Regions from separate parts of the Homo sapiens genome. Here region 1 is linked to region 2. Evidence: chromatin contacts called from ENCODE Hi-C data. All regions are on one chromosome and are shown on one strand. The core of a region is the stretch at or near the end of the contact, and the rest is flanking DNA. Distances in the headings are between cores, read along the strand shown.

Region 1 (2,723 bases), core at 189-2,688, 2.1 Mb before region 2:
ACTACAGGTCTGTGCCACCACACCTGGCTAATTTTTGTATTTGTTTTTGTAGAGACATGGTTTCCACATGTTGCTCAGGCTGGTCTCAAACTCCTGGGCTCAAGGGATCTGCCTGCCTCAGCCTTCCAAAGTGCTGAGATTACAGGCATGGCCACCATGCCTGGCGCATTTTTAAATCTTAAAACGAGGTTTGGAATCAGTGTTTTCTTATTTCAGTTTTACTTTCTGTTGATAAATCTATTAATACCATAGTAATAATTAACATTTTCAAAGAACTTAGTATATGTAACAAACACCATTTTAAGTGCTTCCTAGATATTAACTTGTTTAACCATTTAAGAAATAGGCATTGAAAAAAAATCCAAGTCATTGTGGAAGTTAAAAAAAAAAAGAAGTAGGCGCTTTCATTTTTACCATTTTAAAAATGAAGAAACTAAGAGAGATTTAATTAATTAACACAGCGAGAGATTAAAACAGTTGTCCATGGTTACACAGTTAGTAAATGGCTGATATCTGAATCTAGACAATCTGGCCCCACAATCCATGCTCTTAACCACACTACACACACACACACACACACACACACACACAGACACACACACACAGAGGCATGCACACAAATATGCACACACATACACTTAATAGGACAAACTGCATATTCCACCGTAAACTGTTATTTTGATATGTTCAAACAGTTGAAAAACTGGACTGCTGAGGACAAGTTTACACTTATAATCAGTCCCGCACCCATGTCATTAAGTACTTTGCAGATTGAACTAACAGATGAAGGAAACCAGGTTCATTGAGTAATTATTTTGCATATTTATACATTAATAACAATGTATAAAAATAAAAATTTAAAGCATATTGGGTAAAATGCCCCAGAGTGAAAACTGGAAAACAGTATGGATTTTTTTTTTTGAGACAGTCTCATTCTGTTACCCAGGCTGGAGTGCAATGGCGTGATCTCAGCTCACTGCAACCTCCATCGCCTAAGTTCAAGTGATTCTCGTGCCTTAGCCTCCCAAGCAGCTGGGATTACAGGGATTTCACAGTGTTGGCCAGGCTGGTTTCAAACTCCTGACCTCAGGTGATCTACCCACCTTGGCCTCCCAAAGTGCTGGGATTACAGCATGAGCCACCGTGCCTAGCCTAGATGTATTTTATATATGAAATATGAATACAATTAGAAAATCAGCCCTTCTATATGTAAAATCTCTTTGAATTTGTAGTAGTAAACCTTATCTTAAGTCGGCTAACTTCATTAATATTAATTGTAAGGTTTAAATATGTAGATTTACCATTTGCCGCCTTGCTTCTTCAAAAGCACGCTTCTCTTCTTCTAAACGTTTTCTTGCTTCCTCTTCAGCTTGCTTCTTTCGGTTTTCTTGTCTTTGTCGCTCCAGTTCTTCAAAAGTTAGTTTCAATTTTCCGGGAGAAAGTGATTCTTTTTTTGCTTCACTTTCTATTTCATCATCCTAAGAAAACGTTATGAAAACCCACCTTTTAGTCATAAAGGAAAATGCTGCTAACTTAAACTGCCTTGATTTGTTTCTTAGAAAACAAACAAACAAAAATTTACCATAACTAATGAAAGACACTTTGCTTCCTTGAGAGATGGTCGTTGTTCTTCATATCTTATTCTTTTATCTTCCTCGTACTTGATCCTTTCTTTCTCTTCACGTTCTTTTTCTAGATCCTCAAAATTCTTTTTCATTTTTCCAGATGTTTTATATGATTTGACAGGTACCACAGTTATAAGTAGTGAATCATCTCCTTCCTATTTTATAAAATAGATAATTAGCCTATTTCTTCTTAATCAAAATTGGGTTTCATGGGACTTTACCTCCATCATAGGTGAATTTCATTACACTGTCATCAATGTTATTATGAAGAACATTTTTTTACAGATTATTATTAAATATCTCCTACTCTAAATTCTTTGTGCATTATGAGTTAATCTTGCTGAAATCCATTGCTGACGAGGTTCAAGAAGCATTCTATTTCCTAGAAGATGGAGTTAATACAGCTGTTTGGATAACGAAACTGCAGTGACATTGCCTGAATTAAGCTATTTGTGCACTAATCCACAAAATGTGCATGTGAATATACTCTAAATCAATTTGATGGTGGATAGATTCAGTTTAAACAAAAAAAAGTTTCCTCATATGATTTTTCTCTCTATGCAAGCTTTTAAATACTTAATGAAACCAGTATTTAGTGAGAAAAAAACACAGTATTTCCAAGTGATTTATTAAACATTTATATATATTATAGATAAACTCTCTGGTATTTGATTGTATTAAAATATTTTAAAATTATTATTTAATTCATTTTAATTATATAATCTGTTGTTGCCTCTGACTTTTTTAAAAACTAAGAAGAGTGGTGAAATGAAACACATGGCCCTGAGATAAAATTGCTCCCAATTTATGGGCTGTAGTTTTGGGCACACCATCAAATTGAAAGATTTTTAACTTATTCTGTTAGATAAAAGGGATGACTAAAATTTTTGTGGTTGTTGAACATTTCTTCTTGGTAACAGATACTGCACTCTGTACTATTATATAAAAACCAAAACATAAACTCTCAGGAACTCTGAGGAAAGAAGACAAATGATGAAAATAAAATTGCCTTTTTATAAATGTTAGCGTTCAACAATCTCAGCTGTTAGTAACAGTTCAAAAAATACGTTGTCTTGGCAGAGTATCTCAAACTGAGAC
Region 2 (2,787 bases), core at 45-2,544:
AACAAAGTGTCCGGTGCATCTGACTTGATAATAACATCCTTCTGTGGAGTGCCCTTTCAAAATAAAGTGGTAATCTCATCAATGTTTACCTCTACAACGTTCTTCTGCCCCACAGCATAGATTCAACATACATCTCAATTTTCACTTGATTTCATCTTGTAATAGGAAAACGTTCCATTTAAAAATTGTAACTAACTAGGGAGGCTGAGGTAGAAGATCGCTTGAGCCAGGGAAATTAAGGCTGCAGTGAACTGAGGTTGTGTCACTGCACTCCATCCTGGGCGACCGGAGACCGACTCAAAAACAAAACCAAAACAACAACAACAACAACAAATTGTATCCAACAAAAAAGAACTTAAATCATTCAGGCTTCGTCTTAGTCACGATTCAGGTAATTTTCAGGTCTCAGAGTAATTCTAGAGCTAAAGTAGTAATAATCAACTTTAGATTCAGAATACATGCCAACTCATCATTGACCCAAAAAATTACCACCAGCATTTCTTGTTGTTCACTTTTCATTCAAAAAGATAAGTAAAAAATAAACACCATAGAATATCAAAGCTTATCATTTCAGGACAACTTACGGTTTACATGTGGCAGAAAGCATATTTTTAAAAAATAAAAAAATCTAACCCTTAACTTGCAAGCGAATTCTTGCTTAATCAAATGCAGGTTTCAAAGCACCTTCTAAGTACCCCAAAAGTTGTTCAAATGTATTAAATAAGCAGTTCCTTTAGCTCCATCTTCTCCACCTTTAATCCGAGTCTCTGTATTTGCAGAAGTCCCCATGTGATGCGGCTCTAGTTCTTTTCGTATCTATATCTTCCTCATTGAGAGTACACTGCAGTCACTATAACAGGTCATGAAGATTACCGGAAGTGATTAAGTACCGAATTTTCTTCTGATCCCATTAAAAATCTTAAAGCGAGACCACATCACTAACGATTTTAAAGAAATCTTTGACACCCCCTCTCCAAGAAAAAAAAAAGCCACCAATCAGCCACAGCTTTTTAGAGGGGTTCAGAAATCGGGCTGCTCAACTCTTAACAGGCCCTCCCTACAGAAGAAGGCCTGGATAAAATTAGAAGCGGCATTGCCCGCGAGGTCTGCAGAAAACGCTGAGTAATATTTCACACTCAAAAAACCTTCCAAGGCCTGTGTCCTAACCATTCTCCAGCACCAGGAAACCAATCCTAAGGTGACCAGTGTGCTTAACCCTACTCCACCCTGTCTGCTACCAACCCATCCGGACAGCAGCGCTAAACTCACACTTACCATGTCTAACAGGGAAAGGAGAGAGCAGGGTCAGTTCCTGGGTAGACTTAGGAGCCGGGCGCCTGCGCAGATGCGCCTCTCAGGCCCCCATCGCGCTCCGATATAGCTGACCACACTTTCGCCTGCAAGGCAGAGCAGTTCCACGGCTGCCGTAGGACCCCACTGATCGCTCATAGGTGTCCTCACTGCCTGCGTCCAAAGTCCTGCGACCATATGCTTGTCCCATAGTCACTCCGATTTGTCTAGAAACAGTTTTAAATAATATTTAAATATCTGAGTTGCTTTTAAGAAATCATTTGTTCTAGCTGGACGCGGTGGCTTACGCCTGTAATCCCAGCACTTTGGGAAGCCGGACAGCAGGATTGCTTGATCCTAGGAGTGTAACCACCCAATATTGTGGTTCACTTTGCCTGCTGCTGACCGATAGCCCATTTATCAAGACAGGGGACTTGCAATGGAGTCTCCCCAAGCAGTATTCAGAGTTTTTAAAGATAATTCGGCGATTAGGGGCTTGGGAAGTAGGGAGTGCTGATGGGTCAGGTTGGAGATGGACTCATAGTGGGTAGACGTGAGTTTTTCTTGCTGTTTTCTGTTCCTGGGTAGGATGGCAGAACTGGTTGAGCCAAATTACCAATCTGGGTGGTTTCAACTGATCCATGGAGAGCAGGGTCTGCAAAATATCTCAAGAACTTATCTTAGGTTTTACAATAGTGATGTTATCCCCAGGAGCAATTTGGGGAGGTTCAGAAACTTGGAGCCAGAGGCTGCATGACCTCTAAACTGTAATTTCTAATCTTGTAGCTAATCTGTTGGTTCTGCAAAGGCAGACTGGTCCCCAGGCAAAAAAGCGGTCTTTTTGGGAAAGGGATATTATCAATTTTGTTTCAGAGTCAAACCATAAACTGAATTCCTCCCTAAATTGGTTCAGCCTAGGCTCAGGAATGAAGAAGGACAGCTTAAAAGTTAGAAGCGGCCGGTGGCTCACGCCTGTAATCCCAGCACTTTGGGAGGCCAAGGCGGGCGGATCACGAGGTCAGGGGATCGAGACCATCCTGGCTAAAACCCCGTCTCTACTACAAATACAAAAAATTAGCCGGGCGTGGGGGTGGGCGCCTGTAGTCCCATCTACTCCTGAGGTTGAGGCAGGAGAATGGCTTAAACCCGGGAGGCGGAGCTTGCAGTGAGCAGAGATCACGCCACTGCACTCCACCCTGGGCGACAGAGCGAGACTAGTCTCAAAAACAAAAGTTAGAAGCAAGATGGAATCCGTTAGGTCTGATTTCTTTCACTGCCATAATTTCCTCAGTTATAATTTTGCAAAGGCGGTTCCAGGAGATCCAGACCAGCCTGGGCAATGTTGCAAGACCCCCGTCTCTACAAATAATAAAAATATGAGCCAGACGTGGTTGCCCAAGCCTGTGGTTTCAGCTACTGGGGAAGCTGAGGTGAGAGAATTACTTGAGCTGTGGGGCAGGGGGTGGAGGCTACAGTGAGCGGTGATAATGCCACTGC

Evidence for each region. A loop is a pair of places that touch in the nucleus more often than their neighbours do. Pooled maps may share reads with other maps.
Region 1: a loop to region 2 is called in a pooled map, with 3 times the contacts of the local background. The contact joins the enhancer-like site here to the promoter of RABGGTB in region 2. A Hi-C loop is called at or near these places in 2 of 50 pooled maps.

The regions. Positions count from the first base shown.
Region 1 is chr1:77,925,471-77,928,193 of GRCh38, reverse strand. NEXN (nexilin F-actin binding protein) reads right to left here. Exons shown (of 13, transcript NM_144573.4): 7 at 1,583-1,780; 8 at 1,302-1,478. Among named protein-coding and RNA genes, the nearest start is that of NEXN-AS1, 37 kb to the right of the region's middle. Within about 2 kb of position 1,438, at least 3 of the 41 ENCODE cell types and tissues checked have a DNase peak (open chromatin) inside an H3K27ac peak, as active enhancers do.
Region 2 is chr1:75,784,763-75,787,549 of GRCh38, reverse strand. It overlaps RABGGTB (Rab geranylgeranyltransferase subunit beta), which reads right to left and starts at 1,294. Exons shown (of 9, transcript NM_004582.4): 1 at 1,276-1,294; 2 at 1-53. The coding sequence starts at 1,278. It overlaps SNORD45C (small nucleolar RNA, C/D box 45C), which reads right to left and starts at 478; the gene lies at 401-478. RefSeq lists a silencer at 1,203-1,262 and enhancers at 1,323-1,552, 2,493-2,712.